3 separate regions of the Homo sapiens genome follow, and regions 1 and 3 are each linked to region 2. The links are chromatin loops, found by intact Hi-C in ENCODE. Cell type or tissue: GM12878. All regions are shown on one strand.

Region 1 (8,000 bases), 960 kb before region 2:
AGACTGTTGGATGACTGAGGATTTTTCCCTTGCCAGGAAGTCCTCCTTAAGGATTTCATAGCTTGCAAAAGAGAATTGCTTGCCAGACAAGCCAAGAAAAAGACACAGAAGATTGGGACCTGCTTCCTTAATGATGAAATGTCACGCTGCTATGTAAATCAACCTGAAGAAAAGAGGCAGGCATGATTAAGATGGCTTTGCAGAAACAAGAGAGGTTTCTTGACATCTCCTCCCTAAACTGCTTTAATTCCTCAAATCTCAGGGCTAGAAGCACACACACAATGGAATCTTATGGCAGTCACATTGGGCAATAAGGGAACACCTGTTCCATAGGATTTCTGTGCTGCAGTAAAAAATTACACTGTATGGCTACAATTAATAAGGGACAAATACTTGGTGTTATCAAGTTAGTGGCAGATCAAAGAGCTGCCCCACTGGGTTGCAGTGTGTTTCTAATGTATGTGGAATGAGACTACGACAAACGAGATGGATCCTATTAGCCACATGAGTATCAGCTTTAATAATTTTCCATTACACTAGATAGATGTTTTTTAAAGGACATTCTAGCAACACCCACCTCAGAAAGCCTATGCTTTAGTTCTCTCTATCTCCCCTCCTGTCTCTTTTCTCCTCCCCAGTCTTCCTGACACCATCAGAAAGAACTTAGATGGTACACCATTCCATAGCATGGTGTACAAAACACCAATATAGCTTATGATGGCTAGTGTTTGGGTATGTAATTACCCAACAGCTATGGTTGAAAATGTGCTTCTTGTTTTGGGGAAAAGGGTGGTTTGTGTACAGCATAAAAACATAAAGCTATCCTCTCACACCTTGGGAGCTTCAGGGCTGCAGGGCTCTGGCTCTAGGGTCATTTGGTGTAATTTGTGTGTTTCACAAGAATTATAATAATATCTTCCATAACCCAGGAAGTTTTCTCCTAAATTGTGCCATCAATTTTCAATTCACTTAGATCCCTATAATTTTATGACTAGAGGGGGCTTTAGAATTGACTTAATCAAATTATGTCATTTTACAGAAGAGAAAGGTAAGGCCCTGAAATGTTAAGTGAGTTGTCATATCACAAAACTACTTGGTATGTAAGTCGGGATGAGTTTCCCAATCCTTTGACTTCTAGTCTAGTATTTCCAACACTATACCATACTTCAGCATCATGCTGTGTCATTACTCTTCCATGCTCCTAGGAATAATATGGATCTCTCTACTAAAAATAAGTACTTCTTTTCAAATCTCAGCCTACTAAAGTGAGAGTGATCTCTGATGACACACTGGAAAACAAGAATTCCCTACGAGGAAAAATAATGAGAAGATAGATTGCCACTGATAAAAAATCAAACTGGGACTGTCTGAGTTGTATGAAATATCATAATCACATTATTAATTGGTGCCAGAAACAATTCTGTATTATGAAGAAAACATTAATATGATTTAAAAATATCAGCCCATGGACCACCTGGAGAATATCTGTCAATGATAAATGTCCCCACACAGTAAGTAGGAATCTCTGCTCCATAGGCAGTGATGTGGCTGCCTAGTTCCTCTATGTGGACTCACCCAAATAATCACCTCCACCATCATCAACACCCAATTTGTTGTGTTTTCTATGCAAAGGGTCAACTAAGTGCCAGGAAGTGACAATCTTCATTTATATCCCAGCTGTAAAGGTGATAGAAAATGGAGTCCACCTACTTGCCTGCCAGAAAGACAGCAGTACAACTTCACACTAGAAGATTATGCCACAGCTCTCTAAGGAAACTCATCCCATAGTCTTCTAATCATGTCACTGATGTCTCTAACCCATGGGTTACATTTGGTTTTCATCTTTCTTGTCAACTTCAGTTAGTCTTTTAAGGTACCATGGGGACATTTTCTAAATCCTTAACAGTGTAACTCTGTCACTATTGGGGAATCACGCAATCAAGCAAAACAATTGGGCTCTGTACCCCCTTTTTCTTCTTTTTTGCCTTTGCCATATAGTTCAAGACAATGAAAAGAGCAATTAACTGCACATTCAGAGACTTGGGTTTCAGTCCTGACACATTAACTACACAGCTTGGGAGAGTCACTTGATCTTTCTGGACCTCATCTCTTCATCTGCAAAATGGAAGCATTGAAGGAGATACACTTACAGGTTTCTTGAATCTTTAATATTCTGGGAACTTCCTACAGCACAGGCCTATCACCAGACACAGGATATCTGAGATTATGAAGTTGCTGGCAGACAAAGTTTAAAATTCTCTTAAATTATAGTGTCTAACAAATCCTGAGCTACCAATAAATAATCAACTGTCAAGTGAAAGCATCCCAGCAGTATTTATTGCCCTGCAAGTTGATATGAAATACTAATGTCAAGTACTAGTAATGGTACTTGAATTACTGTATGTATTCAGGTAATTACTGTATGTAATTTGCAAATATGCAACAGCATGTACATTGTAATGATAAGGATAACAATACAGTTGATAACAACTTAGGCTTGCATAAGATTATTTTACTTAGGGTTTCGAAGTGTTTCATAAACATTGGCTCATCTATTTTCTGAATACCAAAAATGCAAGTTACAGCTGGGAACAGAGACAAGGAGGGAGCAAAAGTGTATATCTATCTACACTTTGGAGATGGGTAATCCAGGCCCTGGCAAAAGTACTGATTTCCCCTGGGTGACACAAAGCCAGGGACAGGCCTGGGAACATAGGCCCAGTTTCTGGGTACGTAGCCTGCTGCTCAAAACACAGTCTACCCCAGCTCTCCAATTTACAGTACAAAGTTTATGACATGGCATTACCCAGGCACTTTCAGGTGTCAATTTCCTTTACAATTTTATAAAATATCATTTGGAAGGAGGAAGAAATTTATGCTTGTGCACTAAGAGCTCTCCTGTCTGCCCACTCTCTTGGGACAAGAGTTTGTTTCACTGAACAGAGTTGCAAATACAAGGCACACAGTGCTGCAAAAGCCATGGGGTTTGTTTTTAATTTAAAGAATGGCTCTGATTTGGCTACACGTTTTAAGCAGGCACTGTATAATACAAATCCACTGAATTCACTCAGATGGGAACAAGTTATGCCATCCTAACACTGTCTAGAATCCAGATGTATAGTTACTGTTTTCTTTTGCTTACCTTTTTTTTTTCTCTTGCTGCACGAAATTAGTTCCTTGGATACCAAGATTCTAGAGGCTCATTGTCTTGCAAAATATTCAGGTGCCTCACAACAATCTAAAATAATAAACCTCCAGTGTTACAGCAAAACACAGATGAAAATGTGAAATAATATATGTGTGTGTGTGTGTGTGTGTGTGTATGTGTATATATATATATGCATGTATACATAAAATGAAATATAGACATGGTATGAGAAAGTGAATTACAAACACAAATAAAGAGAAACCAGGTAGGGAGACAGCAAGATAGCTTCTCTTCCCATCATGTGAACTAAGAAATAGAATGGATGCTCATTAAAGTAGTTTACCGGGACTCCAATTTGTTCTGTGATTAAGAGGTATCGGTTAGAGGAGATTGGTGAGGGAGATCAATATTCTTGTCTTCATTCTTAATTCTTCTTTAATGTCTGTCTCCACAGGGCAGCTGAATCAGAGATGTAGAGTAAATCTTTATCCACCAGGGGGCTGCACTTCAGGGGGAAAAAAAAAAAAGGTCTGGTCTACCTCAGCTAGATAAATCAAGTTGATACCTAGCTTTCTTTGTCCTTAAACTCCCAACTTCTGTTCAAGTGTTGCCATGTTTCTGACTAGTAGATGTGATAAGGATGAGGCATGGAGAATAGTATTGGCTGGAGTCACGAAGAAAGTCATTCCTGGATCTTAAAGTAATATGATGGTGTGCTGTACCTAACTGCGTCTTTCACACCAAAGTACCTCAGCAATGGTATTCTTTCACATCCTCATCTTTCTCTACAACTCAAGCTGAGGGGAATTCTTACCTTTAAAACTCAGTGGTGCCATCATCTGAGGCCCACAGTGACAGAATCTGTCTTCTTCTCTCTGAGTCTCCCAGGTTCAACCTCTCTGGCAGTGGTTCCTAACTAGGGGTTATTTTACTTTCCAGGATACATATGCAATGTCAGGGAATGCTCAATTGTCACAAGTAAGGGGAGGGGTACTACTACTACTACTACCTAGTGGGTAGAGCCAAGGAATGCTGCTAAACATCTTACAATATATAGGACAGCCCCTATCAACAAAGAATTACCCATTCCAAAATGTGAGTAGTGCTGAGACTGAGAAACCCTGCCCTAAAGTGATGGGGACACCTTGATGCTTCAACCCAAATGGCTGGTGGGTGACACACCTCACTGAACTCTGGATCTTTGACCTGGAATTACTCTAATAATCTGAAATGTAATGCTTTCTCCTGCTTCACAACATGTATGTTACATTGAGCTAAACATAGAGGCAATCTTGCTGTCACATGCTCTAAAAAAGGAATCAGAGGTACATTACTCAGGGCACTGCCAATGGGCTAGGAGGTAGAAAAGAGTTTATTTTTCAATTTTTTGTTGTAAGCCTCTGTGCCTATAAATTTTTAAGCTATTTGTACGTTGCAGGCTGCTATGTGTTCATCAAAACCTGTTCCCTTTACTTCCTGGACACACAGACTACATTTCCCAGCCTCCTTTGAAGGTGGATGGCCATGTGACTGAGTATTAGCCAATGGAATGTGAGAGAAAGTGATAACAGCGTCTCTGTGCATAGCCCATAAAAATGTATCACATGATCTTTTACCCTCTCTCTTTCCCTGATCCCTGATCAAATACCAAGTCTCCAGCAAAAAGAATCAAAGGCCAGAAGGGATGATGGATCCATCAGATGCAAAGAACCTGGGTCCTTGAAGAACTATTTTGAAGACCACTTGTTGTTAACTAACAACATCTACACTGGACTTTATGTGAATAAGAAAATAAGCCAATGAGAGTTTGGGGTTGTTACAGCATCTAGCATTAATTACCCCAAATTATTATAATATGCATGAATTACTTTAATTTTACAAGTTATAATTCAAATATAAATCATTTAGTTGGTTTAAAATTTCTTGTGGAAAGCATGTTGCTGTCTGGTTTCTGTTCCAGACTTACTGTAATGCCACTGAAATTTCTTTTGCAAATGTAAACTGACCCATATTACTTTCAACCTTGAAGCACTTCACTGGCCACGCATTACTCTTAGTATAAGATTTTTAAATTTATCATGATTCACATGGCCCTTCACAATTGCAAGAGATCCCAAGGATTGAGGAATAAACTCAGAGGTGTGTGCTGTTGAAGAGAAAACCTTCACCTCCCACTACAGAAAGGAAAGGACCCAGTTATCCCTTTTAATACTGCATGTAGCTAGAGTGTAGACTCAAACAATCTAACATCCTTACTTGAGATTTTAAACCTTAAGGAAATAAAGCAAAACAAAGAGAAAATTGAGAAACTATTCAGGGTGACAGCCATGAGAATGAAGCTGCAAGGGCACCAAATTTCCAGGACAGCAGTGGCAGTGACAGGTACAACCTAGACTGTTCTGCAGCGCTACCTTGGCTATGTGGCCCTGCTACCAAGCTTCCTTTAGAGCTTGCCTATTTATGAATTTGAATTTGGTTATTAAGATTCCCATTGGTGCTGTGAGAATTTATAAATTCCATTTCTGCTCTAGTTAACCAATTTTAGAGTCTATTGCTTGCAAGCAAAACCTTTGAGTAATAGAATATCTTCCCCTCACCCTCAGGATTGCAAGCTCCAAGGGGGCAGAAAGTCTACTTTGTTCAACATTGTATCTCCATCTTCTTCCTGCTACACAGTGCCTGGTACACAGTAGAAGGTGATTAGATATTTTTAAATAAATGCATGAATGAAAATACAGGCAGGCAATCAGGTAAATGCACACATCAGCATCAGCCCCCAAAGGGTGTACTATTCCACCATTCTAAAATCAAGAGTTAATAAGGTAGGAGGTCAGAAAATTAGGGAAGGTAGGGCTGAAGTGGAAGGGAAATGGCACCTAGGTGATGAGAGTAAGGGACTGTGGGGATGCTTTGCTGGTTAAGGGTTGTATGCAAGGAAAGCCAACTCCAACTCTCTTGCCTCTTGCTGGATACTGGAAACAGTGCAATAACTACAGTTTTCATGTAACTCCTAGCAAGTATATCTCTTTCCCAAGTTCTCCAGCAAGTGACTGCTTCCCAAACATGTGGAGCTTGGTACTGAGGAGTCAGAAAACATGGGTTCCCTCTTGAAAGGTGATCTCCCTTTTCCAACCCTTAGTATCCTGGCTCCACCTGCTTCAGCTACTTGGCAGTTTGGCTTTTAGAATTGTATTAGTCCATTTTTACACTGCTGATAAAGTCATACCTGAGACTGGGAAGGAAAACAGGTTTAATGGACTCACAGTTCCATGTGGCTAGGGAGGCCCCACGATCATGGCGGAAGGCAAAAGGTACTTCTCACATAGCAGTGGCAAGAGAGAATGAGAGAGAAGCGAAAGCGGAACCCCCTTTACAAAACCATCAGATCTCGTGAGATTTATTCACTACCACAAGAACAGTATGGGGAAAACCACACCCATGATTCGATTATCTCCCACTGGGTCCCTCCCACAGCACATGGGAATCATGGAAGTAGAATTCAAGATGAGATTTTGGTGGGGACCCAGTGCCAAACCATATCAAGAATTCAACAAAATAATGCATTTCATAATGCTTTATAAATTGATAAAGCATTATACAAATGTATAGCAAGATCTTTAAGTGCACAGTTCACCTTAGGAATGGCAACAAAAATCTCAAAAGAGCACCTCAATTACTCAAGAAAGCAGAATTTCTACAACGTGGGCGGCAAATCCAGTTTACACTGGAATGATACTTTTTCTTCCACAGGTAGAAATCACCCATTCTTGTTAGCGTGGCTATTCAAGAGTGGAAATAAGTTGTTTTATGGAGGTATCACTAAGGGAATGAGGGCTGGTTCAGAATCAATTAAGAAAGGAATGCAAATGAGATTTAGATAGTGGAAATTTTTATGGAAATCCCAGAGAAGCTTTGCATAGAGTGGGTGCACTGTGATATCATGGAGTCAACCTGAGACCTTCTGGAGAACTTCATTCCTGTTCACGTTACTCATTCAGGAAGATGGCCCCTGAATTTTCTCATGAGGCATAATAACGACTGCAGACAGAAGCTATTTCTGATTAGAGCTTCTCATAGAAGACAACAGGGACATTAGCCAGCATAGCAAATCCTTGTGATGCCTGCCACAGAAAGGTAGAGGAAGCACCAGGTTTGCCGCCCTTGGGGATAGAGCAAGAGGCCAGCAAATATGTTGCAATTTCAGTCTCTGGGAGGGTTTTAAGGCCACCATTGCATATGCAAGCACATGAACCCTCCAACTGTGGCTTATGACTAAAGCTCATTTGTAGAGTTTGCTAAAGTCTATCATTGAATATGAACCTAAATTTTGACTCTTTTCAAAACGCATAAGCCCCAGGGAGAACAAATATTTTATACAGGGTGATACGAATGAAAATGCACAGGAGGATGACTAGGGAAATCTGAGTTCTAATTCAGACTCAGCCACCAAATTAACTTGTTTAAGTACCATAACCACTATAGGGGCAAAGAGGTAATACCTTTTCCTTACGCACCACAGCAGTCACGGCCAGCACTCCTATAACAAAAGATGTGTCAGCAAGAGAGAAGCATAACAAATTTATTTATCAATGTTTTATGTGAAACCAGGAGCCTTCAGAAATGCAGACGAAAAGACTCAGGGAAAACTGCATGTTTTATGTTAAGTTTGGGGGAAAACACAGATAGTTGTAGAAAACATAATTGGTTAAAAGTGTATAGTCTAATGGTAATAGACTAAGGCAGGGAAACCCAGCAAGGCCTGTCTGCTCAGATTCTTCCTGGCTCCTCTGTGGTAGTACTCCTTCCCTCCAGGTACAGGGCAGGATAACTGTCGCATGAGGGTCTGATGATC
Region 2 (8,000 bases):
TCTGTAGTATTGGCTTTGGAACTTATGTTGGGGGCAGGGATCAACCATCACCACTACCATAGCCACCAGTTTTTATTAAGCAGTAATTATGTGTTGGGTTGGGTAACAAACATTTGAAAATGTATACTTTATCTCCTTTAATCTTTCCCTCAGTCCTATAAGGTTGGCAACATTATAAAGAAACACATTCAGATAAACAAATGATAAAAAAGTCAAATATTTAGTAAATAGAGAAGCCGGGGATTAAATCCAGATCTGATTGATGGCAAATATTACAGGCTTGTCATGATCCATTTTGTCTTCAGAATCTACAGAGATAAACCCTGTATGAATTTCTCTTGGGGTCATGAAGAGACTGGGGTATGAAAGTGTCACACATTTCCTGTCTTCACAAGTTTACTTATTTTCAAAGCTGAGCGTTGTGTTTTATTGTCATAATCCAGGGAAGAGTACAATAGGGGAGTCAGCATCTCAGCCATTCTGATAGAATGCACCTTGACTTTGTTGAACTCCAGAGCTGACCTTCCCAGTGTTGAAAATCTGCATGGAGAAAGGGATTTATCTGGAGCTGTTACAGCTCTGGCATTTAGGCAGCCATGTAGGAATAGCTAGCTACGTGTTTTGTAGAAAATAGATCAACGATGGGGCCCCCATGGGAATGTTTTTTTTTTTTTTCCTCTATCTTCATTCATGGTTTTAAGTAGTATGGGTTTATTTTACCTATCAGGCTAATTACAAGTGATTTACCATTTTAATCTGGAATAAAAGATTTTATTTTTTATAAATTGACTATGTGGATGAAACATTTTTCTTCTTATTCCTAAAATACCTGTTATTATGGCTTATAGGATCAATAATTTTTACATTTCACAAAGCTTCTAAGAATATCTGAACATAGAAAATGGCAAGAAAAGGATAGAGGTTCAAATGAAACTGTTCAGCAGGTCAATAATTTAACGCTTTCAGAAAGTATGCAATATCAATTCTTGACAGATCTCTAAGACAGATTTCTTCATTAAAAATCTATTAAGAGTTAGAAGGAATTTATTAAACAAATTATTAATATTTCAGGCATTGCTAAATAGCAAATTAAAGCAAAGCAAAAATAGCATAGGAAAAATATATTTCATGATTAAAAATGAATTTCTTCTTGACAGCGAGTTTTACCAAAGGATAATTATTTCTCAAATATTTCAGTTTGGAATTTTAATCTTTGTTTGTTTTTGCATCCTGAGCTACCTAGTAGTCTGTGGTTTTATCCAGTACTATATCAGTTTATATGTTTTCTCCTTTTGAGAACTAAAAAAAAAACACACACACACACATACACTCAGGCTGAATATTTCTCCTGGATCTTTTTCTTTACAAGTGTAAATCATCACTTATGATAGTGAAAGAGTGCAGTACTTAATCTCCATAGTGATGCTATGACCCTGATGATCTTCAGTTTACTCTTGGTATTTCAGTTTATAATAATAGGTGGGTGGTTTATATTTGTAACTAATAAAATGCTTCCTAAAATATTGGACTGGTGATAGTTTTAAGGTTTATGATATTTTTACTTTATACAAAGTCAAATGAGTTCAGTTATGTTAGAAGGTAAACTGAGGCATAATAAAATGTTAGAGAGCTTATTTGAGCACTCACTTGAGAATCAGGAAGCTCCAAACCAAAAGCAGTTCATGAGCTCCACTGAGGGAATGCAAAGGGGAGGCTTTTACAGAACAGACACAGAAATAAAGCAAGCACAATATTTGATTGGTTATAGTTATACAGTTGCCTTATTTGGTATATCCTATTGGAACGTCCCTAATTATATTAATAATTTTCTAAGGTTTTGGCTACTTTTGATTGGTTGAGCTTAAGTTTTGTTTTCTTTCTAATATAGGCATTTACAAGAAATCACCCCAAGTTAAGTTTCACTTCTGTTTGCAAACCCAGCAACCCTTAGGTCACTAATGAGGTCTACTCGTTTTAGCTGCTCAGGGATTCTTCAGGCCTGGTCTTCATTTTAATTTAACAGGTAACAAACTTCAAGATATGGCCTCATTAAAAACTACTTTGAAAAACTATTCTTCAAATCTGGTCAAATATTTGGTTCAATTAACTAAAAACCTGTCACACACAGTTTAGAAAACACTTAGTAATTAGTAAAATATGGTAGTGTGGATGCCTCAAAAAGGTTTATTAAGAGCCAGTCATTTAACTTCAGACATTTTGGAGGATTGGTTATACATTCAGAAATGATGGAGCTCAAGTTTTTTTTTTAATGTTTTCATCCATCTATATATGCATGCATACACTCATCAAATACTTCTTCATCATGTTTTATGTTAAAACACTGCAAGATTCTTAGAGAGACACAGACAAAATTGTGACTATCCTTAAAAGATTTATAGATAAGTCCAGAGCATAAGTAGTCACAGCTGCCAATTTCAGAATTTTGTCAGATGTATAATTATAATATATCATAGAAAATAATGGGTGGCAAAAGCTGTGCAAATTGTAAGAGGCAAAGCAACATCTTTAAATCATACGTGATGTGTGGTCATCCTAATGAAAACTAGAAGAATCAACCCAAGATAAAACCACATACGATGTACAACTTTGTGCTCTGCTCCTCTAAGTTCTTTAACTCCTGACTATGCTTTTTGGTTTCTGATTTTGGATTCTTCCTTAGATTTGCCTTCCAGAAGTTCCTTGAAAATCTCTTGATCCCCTCTTGTGAATCCTTTTGGCCTTCATTCTCATATTCTCATAAACAGTCTAGCAGTCACCCACTGCTAGACTGTTTCTTAGAGCCTGTATTGATGAAATGATCTTCTGTACTTGGATTATCATGTTCTGACTTTGTTAGATCATCTTTGGCCCTGACTCCCTGTCACACCAGGCATAGCACAGAAAAAGAAATCGAGACATTCGCCAGGAGATGGAGAGATTACATTTACCTGAGTGTAGCAAGGAAGGCTTATTGGAAGCAGAGAGATTTGACTTGGCTCTTGAAGGATGAGAAGAATATGGATAGAGTCAGTGAGAAGCATCTTGTAGGATGAAGGAAATAGCATACTTTCCCCATGAGGACAATCAGAGAAGTAGGATTCTGGATGGAAGTTGTGAACTGAAGCGTGTGAATAGCCAGGGTTGGAGGGAGTTTAGGATGTTTGAAGTGGTTGTAGTTGCTCTGTTTGGAAATGCTAGTTGTTTATTTGAGCTGAGGGAGATTATGACAAAAAGCTTTTTGAAAACAATGAATCTGGCAGAGCATAGGGTGAGTTGGAGTTGAGAGATAGAAGACTATTGTGACAGTCATTGGAGATGTTCCAACATAGGCTAGTGACAACTTTGCAAATGTTAAGGGAGAATGAAGCATTAAACATGGAGTAGATGGAATTTTAAAGTCCCTTCCAGCCATAAGTTACAGAAGTAGAGTAGAATACTAGGCTATGAAGTCACATTGTCTAATTTGCATGCTGGTTCCACCACTACTGACTATCACCTTGGGTGAATTACTTAGTTCTAAAAGTCCTCAGCTGGGTGCAGTGGCTCACGCCTATAATCCCAGCACTTTGGGAGGCAGAGGCGGGAGGATCACGAGGTCAGGAGTTCAAGACCAGCCTGGTCAACATAGTGAAATCCCGTCTCTACTAAAAATACAAAAAAAAATTAGCCGCACGTGGTGGTGGGCACCTGTAGTCCCAGCTACTTGGGAGGCTGAGGCAGGATAATCGCTTGAACCTGGGAGGTGGAGGTTGCAGTGAGCCGAGATCGCGCCACTGCACTCCAGCCTGGGTGACACAGCAAGACTCTGTCTCAAAAAAATAAAAATAATAATAAAAAAAGTCCTCCATGGCTTTTCTCATCTGTAAAACAGGAAAACTTTTAGAATTTATTTCATCATATTTGTGTAAGATTTAAACAGTGTACATATGTGAAGCCCTTAGCATAAGACATCACACAGATAAGACCTCAATACATGTTTGCCTGCACTGTGCAGTTTATAGACATTGAGGTTTTAAACTGTGTTAATACAAAGGGGAGAAAATGGGCTAGGTGGAAAAAACAGCGCTGAGGTAAAATTCACAGGATTTGTAACTCATTAAATGCAGATCAAAGTGAGGCAGAGGACCAGGAGAAATTAACAAAAACTCAACATTGTAAGTAAGAGTGCTTAACTATGACGATTAGATTCCTTCTTTTCAAAATTAGAAAGGGAGGCCCCACCCCCATAATATTTTCCTTTTCTAATTGACATAGTTAAAACATATAACTTAAATTTATGAATTCAGAATACATTTTTTCGTGAACAGAATTGTTTATAAATTGCCTGCTTCTATTTTGGGGAAAAAATAAGGCATTTGACTTTTTCCCATCTGAGTAACAAATCTTAGACAAAAGTGATCTTCCCCACATTCCTATGGACACTGAACAAGCATTCAGTACTTAGTGCAACAGCATAGACTAGTGGTAGGAAGGAAGATTGTAATGAGGACGCCCAGACACTACTTTTTATCTTATCCAGGGCACATTTTAGTTTTAAGCTACACTTAGAACAAAATTATCTATAGCTGTAGTAACAGACTATTTGACAAAATAAAACTGGTTTAAGGTAATTTTAAGTACCTCGTGGCTTGTTTACTAATTACTAGAATCTTTGAGAAGTACTTATTTCTTTCTCTTTTGACTGCTGTAAGGAATAATCACATATTCAAATGTTTTTTAAAAAGTATTTCCTTTCCTTCAGTTGAAGACTTCAGCTATTTTAAATAAATTATGTCTCAAGAATATTAGTTTAATTTGTATCATGGGGGCTAATGGTATTAATTTTCCTGCATCAATTTTTTTTATCCAGATAGGTGCTATATATCAACACTTACGTACACTAGGAACACTATAGAGGCAAATAAAATTAATTCAGAATCAGATCCTGAATTTAGAATTGTATAATCAAACATGTATACAACTTATAGAATATGGAAAAATATGCTGTATTACCAATATGGACCAAAGAATAAATGCTGTATTACCAATATGGACAAAATAAATAAATGCTATATTACCAATCTAAAGAGCCATGGAAGCAGAGAGGATAGAGGGATTAAACTCCTTTGAGAAAAAAAAATCCTTGCAGGATTTTGTACTTAGGATATTGCCCAGCACAGACTGGACATTCAGTAAACATTTGCTTAATAAATGAATGATCTATAAATGATCTCCCAAATCTTTGGGGTTATAAACATAACCGTTGTTTTATGACTTCTCATGGATTCCTGTGGGTTGGAATTTGGGAATGGTCTGAGCTGGGTGGTCTTTCCTAGTGTTGTGGCCAGTTGTTTGCTACAGCTAGTGCTAGAGCTGGAGGATGGGAGGTCGAAGCAGCTGGAGGCTGCCATCATCTCTCACTCTTTGTGTAGCCTCATGGCCTCTCCATGCAGCTTCTTCTTTTGGGTGGGTTTAGTCTGCCTTACAGCATGGTGGCCTCAATGCAGTCAGACTTCTTGCAAGCTTTCAGGAACAAGTATTTTAGCCAACAAAGCAGAAGCTTCTTGGTCATTAATGACCTAGACACAAAAAGTCAATAACATCATTTCTGCCATACACTGTTAGTCAAAATAGTCACAAAGCCAGCCCATTTTTAAGGTAGGAAACACAGACCATTTCTTCATGGGAATAGTGTCCAAGTCACATTTAAGAAGGGTATGTGAGATGGAGGTATTGTTGTGACTGCCTGTGGAAAACAGAATCAGCAGAGTGATTTCAATGTTCATTTTTAAGCCACGTAATGAGTGTTTCTTACACCTTTTTGTCTTTTTTTTTTTTTAACAGAATATGTCATAAAACTCTAACAAAAATTTGGAAGTGGATTTGGAATCAGAAGTCAGAGTAGATTATTTATGAACTCTCCAATTTCTACCCAGTTTTGTGTAGTGTTTCTTTAAAATTTCTAACTTTTTTAATATGTAAAGTCTTGATTTAGGCTGTGTCTATGTGACTGTGTGCTAAACAACTGCAAATAAAACAACCTGTCTAATTAGGTCACTACCATGATAAAAAAAATTAATCTATCAAATTTACTGTTTGGCATGACATAATAAGAAAAACAACAAACCAGAGAAACAAACTGAAACAAAGAAAAACAAACACACATACACAATACCCCCAAGCAAATCAAGACAAACACTTATCTCATGTGTAATTTACTTAACTCTTCATTTGTCAACATGTTTCTTTGATATGGCATAGAACACAAAATCTTATTTGACAAATAATGTGTCTCAGATTTTAGCAAAATTTTTCATCAGAGTTACAACTCAATAGATTGTGTTTTACTTTGCATGCAAAGAATCTCTTAATTCCAAGAGCTTTATGACATACAGAAAAATATTTCAGGCCAATATGATACCAGTTGGTGCACCAGGCAGACTAAGATAACTTATCACCTCTGTTCCACTTTGGATATACCTATACCAAGAGACAGTAGAAACATCAAAAAGCCAACTACTAGAAACTGTAATACCTCTAATGACTAAAAGCATGGTAGTAATTGTCTTTTGTCCATCTGATCATGGAAGTCATTCAATGGAAAATGTGAAATAACAGATGTTTCAGCAATGTCCCCTGATTTCTAGATTTTGCAGCTCACAAGGGAAATGTCAAACACTACATGCATATTATTATTTTTTAATGAGAAAAGTGAACTCCGTGATACTCTTTGGAAAATAAAAAAAATCATTATTGAAAAAAACTTACTTTTAATATTTCCTTTTTTTTTTTTTTTTTTTTTTTTGAGACAGAGTCTTGCTGTGTTGCCCAGGCTGGAGTGCAGTGGTGCGATCTCACCTCACTGCAAGCTCCGCCTCCCGGGTTCACGCCATTCTCCTGCCTCAGCCTCCCAAGTAGCTGGTACTACAGGCGCCTGCGACCACGCCCGGCTAATTTTTTGTATTTTTAGTAGAGACGGGGTTTCGCCGCGTTAGCCAGGATGGTCTCCACTCCTGACCTCGTGATCCGCCCACCTCAGCCTCCCAAAGTGTTAGGATTACAGGCGTGAGCCACTGCACCCGGCCAATATTTCCTTTTTAAAAACTAAGTACCACACTTCAAACTTAAGGAGTTTTATATGCTATGATTTGATTCGAATTTTAGGATGGAGACACAGGCTGGAAAAATATTTTTCTCCAGGTTTACCTTCATTATTATAGATAAGGGTAAAGGAGCTTATTAAGAGAAATAATAGTCTGAAAGTAGCATCCGAATGTAGACGCAGCTTATAAATAAAATATAAAATTTTACTGAAGTAATTAGTAACATCTGTAGGATACACTAGTGTTTAAGGTAGTATACTGCTTGTGGCGTCTGAAGGTTGTTTGTTGCTGAGAAACTGGATGCTGATTTTATTTTCAAGAGGGTCTTTTGTTGTTATAAATACCTCATAGCATCACAAGAAGTAACAGCTCAGCATCTATCTCTTCTACCGCAAATACCATTTCAGTTCATTCATCTCCTTCGTGTGTTCTCAGCTGCTGGATTCAGACCTGGGGAAAAGTATTTTTCTCTTTTTTTGCCGTATTTCTTACTTTGTTTTAGTTACCTCAATAGCTCTCTCTTTTTGTTCTACTTTGGAAGGTATAGCCATTAAATAAGTTCACAATTTATATTTTCTGTCTGAGGCACAGAAAAGTTTCTCAGTATTTTCTTAAAGGCACACAGGTAACCTCCTCATTTATAAAATTCAGGCATAAAGCCTATAATGCTTAAAAACAAATATCTGGTTCCTTTCCCATGGTGGCTTCAACAACATTACTGTATATATATACATATATCTCCACACAATACTGGGTGGAAGGAATCGTGTAATATAGAATTATGATTAACATATTTGCTCTGGCTCATCTTCGGGTGCTCTGTCTTAATGCCGAATGCACATGGCGGGGTAATTTTTCTAGCCCTTCACCATTCCATTCCTCAACACATGACTAAGAAGGAACGTCTGAATATGCTGA
Region 3 (8,000 bases), 860 kb before region 2:
ATCTCTGCTTGATGATACCCACCATTTTTATGAAATTAGAAAAGAAAAAGAAGGAGGGCTCCATTTACCCTTCAGGTTGCTAAAGTAGAGGCAAGATCCTCCTACTGCTGGTGTACAAAATGTATTATTGTCATTAATGAAAAAGTTAATGGGCCATTTTCTTATATATCAATTTACATTTTACAATTTGAGTACACAAATGATATGTACAGCAGAGAGCTGATTATTTTTGCTCAAGGAAATAGTTTTAATGTGTTTTTATGGACATCAAGTGTTGTGAATAATGATGCTTCCACAGAATGCAAATAGGATGACAGCTCTTGGGTTGTGATCAACAGTCCTTGGATAAAAGGTCTGCTGGGACAGTAATGTTCTGTGGAGGACCTGAACAGTAAAAAATGGGAAACAAGGAGGACATCGGAATATTTGAAAGGTAGATCAGCAGATGGGACTTGGAGTATGTCACTCATACACAGGCATCAGATAATATTCCCAGTTTTAAGAGAAAAATATATTTAATAGAGAATGTGTCTGTGTAACAGAGAACTGCAGACTGAAAGATATTGCTGATTCTGGTTGATAAAATCTATTTCTGAAATTAGATATAGCTCACCATATAAGAGATGAATTTTAATAACACATTTATACCACAGTCCCCAATCACCTTTGCTTTCCTAACTTCTATGTGTGAAGATCACTTTTTCTCACCACTTTAAGGCAGTCACTGTTGCAGTCAAATAGGAATGTCCCCAGGAATACTACAAAGCAGAGTTCTTTTGAAGAAATGTGAATAATAATTTCTTGAAACAACACATAAATTGTCCCTTTACCACGGAGCATAGAACAATGTGAGATCTGCTGTGAGACCACAATTACAGTCTCCAAAGAGCAGTCATTCCCTTTGTTTGGTCACTGGAATTTGTTGGCAGGTGCCATCTCCACATTATAGTCCTGCAGTCCATCCCAGCACACCTGTACCTGCAAGGATATCTGAGCATTTTGGTTCTAGCTGAAGCGACACCCACCCACACCACTTTATGCTGCCAGATTCTATCACCATCCCAGAACTGACCCCACCAATTTCTACCTGGGACTGGAGGGTTAGAACACATGCCTGTAGACACATACACACACACACACACACACACACACACACACACACACACACACACACACTTAGGCTAAGTAGACAGAAAGCAAAGACATCTGGATAAAAGTGAAAAGTTCAGTCAATCATTAATTTCCCCTTTTCATCTACATATTAGGGAAAGGGGGGCTCAGTATTCTCCCATCAATAAGAACTCTCATTTTAAAAACAACAACAACAACAACAAACTTTTAAACAAGAAAAAAATAGAAGTCAAGTTGAGTTATCTACATTAAAAAAAACTCCAGGTGATAACATTTTAGGTATCTAAATAAGCGTTAATTTGAAAGAAATGCTTATAACTCCATATAATTTTTTTTAAGTTTCACAAAGATTTCTAGACCTGTTTTTTTAAAAATCTACTTGAGAGAGAGAGAGAGAGACTACAAATAGAAGCATGACCTGAAAATAGCACCCACAATAAACTGCATTAGGAAAAATTTAATTAATGGGGTAAACATCCTATGCCAGTTGCATGTTTTTAATACGTGGGGATGTCCCAAACCAGCAACAATGCTACAAGACTGGAAAAGCATATTGTCTTTTCAGTATATAATAAGAGGCAGCCGAATGTAAAGAAATACCTATCCATATGTGAATATAAATAAGAAACCTAATGTAGATGAACAAATTGCTCTTCAGGATGAAGCACAGTGATGGAAGCATTGCTCTGAGAATCCAGGATTATCGAATCTTTATTATTCTTTTTTTTTTAAAAATGCAAGAATGAACAAATTGGCAAGGCTTTTGTTCCAAGATTACTTTCTTATGTATTTCTTTCACCACTTCCTGCTCCACCACCCAAAAGCTCACCTTTAAGTATCGCCTTTTAGCCAGTGATAAGCAAAGTTTCCTGGGCTGCTTTCACAACAACTGCCTGGAAAAGTGCACAATGGAAACAACCACAGCCACCATGAAAATGAATCTCACCTTTGAAACTTCCTTCCCCCAAACAAGTACAGTTATAAGTCACAGGAAATGGGGAACCCATATGCCTGTATTGAAATTTAGATAACTGTAATTATTTGAAATTTGAAATACTGAGCACAAAAATAATTAAATTTGGAAAGGCTCCTAGAACATCATCTAAGCTCCGAACATTACTTCAAAGAGAGCGTCCTTCCCACCCACCTCTATCCAAAACAAAGTTACTTCTTTAACTTCTTTCTCTGGTCTGGAAATCAACATGCCTACATCCTCTTATATTTGAATTTATTTTCTCTGCCAAAACTCAGCATCAGTGCCTTTAGGCGCACATAGGAAATGAAGTGGGTTGAATCTGCTATCTTTAGCTATCCTTCTATGCATGACTAAAAGCTGAACAGAGTTAACTGACCTCATATGTATATGAACTAATTGTATGACAAACCTGTTTTCTCCTTTATATATTAAAAAAAATTGTGTGTGTGTGAGCTTTCTAATCTTGAAATATATACATAAGGATTTTTAAAAATATACTTCATTGCAACAGGTCATTCCATTAATGGAAGCTTATTATATATTATTTCTAGAACAGTTGAGTATAGTTTAGAATTTGTCAAGTTTATTTTCTCTACCTCATTATCGAAGAAATAAAAAATATCAATGAATCCTGAGCCTATTCTGTCAAAATTGGATGGATACTATATGTAATTTAAATTGCAATAAAATTTATGTTTATCTTTCCAGTCTAGATCTAAAAATCTTGGTCTGATTTCCTCTGTAAAGAAAGTAGAAATGGTCAACTCTAATGGAATCAGATATGACTTGAAAGAAACCCAACATTCAAAAAATTTTTTAACTCAGCCAGAAAATGTCAAGATAATTAGTCCCAATCACATAAAGGAGTCATCATTTTACAAAAGTATCCAATGCTCTTTTTTAGCATAAATAATGTTCTAAAATTAACACAACCAAATTTGTTTAAAGTCACCTATAATCTAAATCCCTACAAAATAGCCTATGTAATCCAAAATGCCTCCCAGTTGCTACATATAAACATACTCACATTTTACATCTTGTATGTAAAATTTTGAGTAAAATTTTATATACATAGTATGTACATTATACTTTTCCACTTAAAACTATAGATCAGACATTCTTCTTGCTCATCATAATTGAATGGCCTTTTAAAAGTCTAGCTTTTTTTAAGTCTAGCTTTTAAATAAATGAATAAGTTTTCAATCGGAAGCAGTATCATCATTTTGTTTTTAAACAGGAAGCTTTCATCCTCTGATACCAAATAAAGAATTCAAGGCCAGAAGGACCATTTTTGAAAGCTTAATATTCTTGGTATTTATGTTAGTACCTGTGATTGATCATGCTTCCCACTTAACAATGATCTGAGGGTCCTAGCTGGGAAGCCAAAACTTATTTTGTTCATACCCTCGAACCGTAAGACAACTTAACCAATCAAGATCACTGGAAAGTATAGAGGTTGCTGTTATAAGCCTGTCCATATCCGAGGCACAGAGCTTCTCTCCACGAAAGGCTTCTCCAACAAAAGAATTATTTGCAAATTCCAAACTCTACTCTTTGGAGCTATTCTCCAGAATGCTGAAGCAGTACAACAGCCAGGACCATTTGTGGGCAGGTTTTGTAGCCAAATGAAAAATACATAGAAAACATCTCACAAAAATGGATCAAATCAATAAAGCAAATAAACACTTCTCTTCAGCACTCAGCAGGTACAGACTTATTTTCCCACCCTTCTAAAGTAAATCAGCAATCTATCTTGAAAAATAAAAAGAATATTTCACCACAAATTGACTGCATTTAATAAAATACAAGCTCTCCTGCCCAGACAGAGAAAATTTGAAATCAATAGTCAAATTCCCCATCTTCTCTAAGTGAGAGAAACTAACATATAACTTCACTGTTGCTCCATGAAATTATCCCATGGTTCTTCATGTTGCAGCAAGAACCCTGCCAATTCTTCACTTTTCAGGTAAAGAGGAAAGACAATGCACAGTAAATAAATAAACAAATGACTGTCTCCTTTGGCAAACAGTTAAAAAAGAAAATAATAGTTTCCCTGTTAGGAATAGATTCAGGACACCAATACTTGAAATGTATTGTTAGAAAGTGTACTATCAATTTTTTTTTAATTAACAGATTCCTCTCAAATGGATTTTTGTAACAATTTCTCTAAAAGTAACATGATGCAGGGCTGAATTAGCTAAAGAAAAAAAAATATTTTAAAGAAAGAACCTTAATATGGTGCTTCAACCACCATGGTGGAATACTTTCAAACTGGCACCAAGATGGACACTTGGGCAGACACAAACTGTGGGCGATGTTTTATGATTCCAACCACCATGGTGATGCCTCTGCCAAGCAAGCTTGGGAAGAATGCTCCTGAAGGGCCACAGTTCTGTGGCCTCTGTTGCTGGAAATTTGCATGTGTAGAAAGGTCCCAGGGCAAAATTTGTGGCACTTCGGTGCCCCCTTGTGACCAATTTGGCACCAGCATGAACTACACCAGCCCTTGTAGAAAGTGAGAGCAGGAATTTCTTAAATCCCACAAGAATGCAGGGTGGGGCGGAGAATTATAATGTTCTATCTCTGTGTATGTGAGAAAGTCTGATGCCGGTGCAATGAGAGATTTCTACACCACTGCTTTCTCACAACAATTCGATGCCCTCCACCTGAACCCCATGGCTGGATTTCATCTGAAGATAAACCAGAATGAACAGTCTTGCAGCCCTGGCTCTCAGACCCCCATCAACAAGGGGAATCATTTTAGATTGAAAAATGTTATGTTCTTATTATCTAAATTTAAGAAAATTGGAGATAGCATTTAAAGTCTTTTTGATAGAGTCTTTTGCTTGGCCTCAAATCTCTCTCAAATTTTGAGCCCTGCCAGATTATTTTATACATTTTTATGACACTATTTCATTTCCCCCATCATTATTTTTTTCTACATGCAAAATGACTTTTTTGGAAAATTGTGTCACCAATGGATGCAAGAATGTAACTACATTTATCAGCTCCATTCCCTTTCACCTACACAACACCTCAAAGCATTAAAAACCAATTCTACATGTAATAAAGCTTGTAAATATTTCAGATTCAATGTTGGGTTGAGGACGAAGGACAGTTTCCCCCACAAATACAAATTTGCTTCTGATGTTTATCTCTGCAGATGGTTTGACTGCAGATCCAGAATTGGATTGCCGTTCTGTCTGCAAAAATTACCTGGGAACCATCTACTCCTTCTCAACACATTTATTCACACAGCTCCAAAGACATTCCAGTGTGGGGGTTACATGCTTTCTTTGAAGGAAAGGACTGCTGGAGGTTTCAAACTTCACATTGTATCCAAGGGCTGAAGGATGAGGGAGCCAGTGATAAACCAGAGAAATGAAAGGCAGAGAAAGTAAAGCAGTGTGAGGGAAAGCACATGAATGAAAAAGAATGAGAAGAAAGTGCTTGATCTTGCATTTCTAACAAGTTCTCAGATAATGTTGATACTGCTGGCTTAATCAGTCCCCATATCCTGGGGAAAATGTCCTTTGTATCTCAAGTGGGAATAGAGTACAATTGTGACTCCTTTCTTGCTCTTGTTTTGAAAATCATTAGAAATATCTTTGGGAATCACAACACTGCACTCATGGTTTTCTTTACGCTTTTGGTAGCACAGTGGGTCTCATGGATGATGGATGTTCTGCTGTTCATCTTCAAAGACAGGTAAAGCCCTGGTTGTACTATCACCACTGCTGCTCAGTGAAACTCTCTTGTGAAGTCTCTGTGCATTTTCAGTAGGATGAAGGGGGAAACCCCTGAGTGGCTCTTCAGGATCATAAACTACTGTTGAATACTACTTTCATTGAATATTTTCATTAAAAAAAAAAGGGCTATGAATTAAGGAAAGAGAAATGATTTTTGCTTCTGCTAGTTGAATCTCAGCCTCCACCATACTTTGCAACAAACAAATTGTTTAATTTCCGTCTTAACCCTCTGTCAATATTGCCTTTATTTGGCAAGCCTTTGGTGAGAATGACTTGTACTTCCATGCCCCATGCTCCCTGATGCTAATGGTATTTACTTAAAAAAAAATCCACTTTATGAAGGGTCATGAGTCTCTAGGGGAATGATAACTGCCACAGATAGGGATTGAATCTGTTACCTTGACCTCTCTCACAGTACTTTTTAACCTAGGGCTTTGTCTTGACAAAGTGCTGTGCCTGGAATACTCACAAAGTAAGGTTACAAGTAATGTGTTGCTGCTACTAGTAAAGTACGAAAGTTTGTGAGAGATTTATATTCACATCCATACACTACATCCAGACATGAGAAGAACTTCAATGTCATCTATGGAGTAAAAACACTGCAAATTGTTTTCCTAGTTTTTGCTCTGGGAGATGTGAGAGAGAGGTCTAGAGTTCCAGTTGGTTCCCTTGCTCACCCAGGGCCTAGGACTCAATGCTTGACCCCTTGCTCTAGCAGATACTCTCAGGGACAGCCACCATGCATAATATTTGCCAGAAGAGTTAAACCACCTCTTCCTATTGAACGTGTCTTCAGCACAGAGTTGACTTGGGAACGAGACAGTGAGTCCCAGTGACCTAGAGCCCAGAAGGAAAAGATAAGAAATGTTCTCAGTATCGAGGCTTCTCTATTCTAAGTTGGAGAAACTGACAAAGGTATCATCCACAGTTTGCTTAGAAATATCTTCTACCAGACAGTCTCATAACCTGGTCCTTTACTTCACTCAGGTGTGCTCAAAAGCTTCCTCTTTAGAAAGCCCTTTTCTGATCACCCTGTCCAAAAGAGCAATCCTAACTCAGACATTCTTGATCCTATATACTGCTATATTGTTCTCTGTGGCACTTATTTCTATTGACATTACACTTGATTATTGGCTATCCTTGTCCACAGTTGTATCTCTAATGCACAGAAGAGTGCCTGCACAGTAAGTGCTCAGTAAATATTTATGAAAGGGCCAACTCAATGAACTTTGGGTACATCCAAGTAAGTACAGATGCTTCTTGACTTACAATGGTGTTATGTCCCAATAAACCCATCATAAGTTGAAAATGAATTTAACACACTGATATGGTTTGGATGTTTGTCCTCTTCCAATCTCACATTGAAATGTGACTTCCAGTGTTGGAGGTGGGGCCTGGTAGGAGGTATTGGGTCATCAGGGTGAATCTCTCATAAATGGCTTAGTGCCATCCCTTGGTGATGACTGAATTCTCACTCAGTCAGTTTACACAAGTTCTAGTTGTTTAAAAGAGTGTAACACTTCTTCCCTTTCTCTTTTGCTCCTGCTCTTGCCATGTGATGGTCTGGCTTCTACTTCACCTTCTGTCATGACTGTAAGCTTCCTGAGGCCATCATCAGAAGCAGATGCCAGCACCACACTTCTTGCACAGCCTGCAGAACTGTGAGCCAATTAAACCTTTTGTCTTTATAAATTACCCAGCTTCAGGTTTTTATGACAATGAACTAATGAACTAATACAATATGTAACCTACCAAACATCAATAGCCATGCTCGGAACATGTACATTAGCCTCCAGTTGGGCAAAATCATCTAAGACAAAGCATATTTTTATAATAAATCATTGAATATCTCATGTAATTTATTGAATACTGTACCAAAAGTAAAAAACAGAATCATCGTACGAGTATTCATCATTAATGTATACAGCTGAAGGCACAGTAGGCCTGAAGAATGTTGAAGCACTGAACTAAAATTAATTGCTGGATGATGAGGATGCTACAGATAGTCATGAGTTTATCTTAGTTTAGGAAAAGATCAAAATTCAAAGTACAGTTTCTACTGGATGTGTACCACTTTTACACCACTGTAAAGTTAAAAAAAATAGTAGGTTGAACCATTGTAAGTTGGGGACCATATGTATTTC

The links. Peaks named below come from ENCODE experiments on the same cell type or tissue, not always from the same donor. Only the 100,000 strongest peaks of a DNase experiment are listed, where the experiment ranks them.
Region 1: a loop joins it to region 2, with 9 times the contacts of the local background. A loop is called at or near these places in 5 of 110 quality-filtered maps.
Region 3: it touches region 2 in a loop (4-fold over the local background); 2 of 110 quality-filtered maps call a loop at or near these places.

What each region holds. Positions count from the first base shown.
Region 1 is chr2:58,867,593-58,875,592 of GRCh38, reverse strand. The region is part of intron 3 of LINC01122 (long intergenic non-protein coding RNA 1122); the gene reads right to left. Among named protein-coding and RNA genes, the nearest start is that of LINC01793, 350 kb to the left of the region's middle. RefSeq lists an enhancer at 1-657. In GM12878, a CTCF peak has its summit at 3,634 (motif pointing right); DNase peaks (open chromatin) are centred at 3,872 and 4,712.
Region 2 is chr2:57,902,788-57,910,787 of GRCh38, reverse strand. It overlaps a transcript of VRK2 not described here. Among named protein-coding and RNA genes, the nearest start is that of VRK2, 140 kb to the left of the region's middle. RefSeq lists an enhancer at 1,721-2,020. In GM12878, a CTCF peak has its summit at 4,467; DNase peaks (open chromatin) are centred at 1,897, 2,991 and 4,367; H3K27ac peaks cover 3,188 bases.
Region 3 is chr2:58,758,961-58,766,960 of GRCh38, reverse strand. The region is part of intron 2 of LINC01122 (long intergenic non-protein coding RNA 1122); the gene reads right to left. Among named protein-coding and RNA genes, the nearest start is that of LINC01122, 240 kb to the right of the region's middle. In GM12878, a CTCF peak has its summit at 4,575 (motif pointing left); a DNase peak (open chromatin) is centred at 4,564; H3K27me3 peaks cover 180 bases.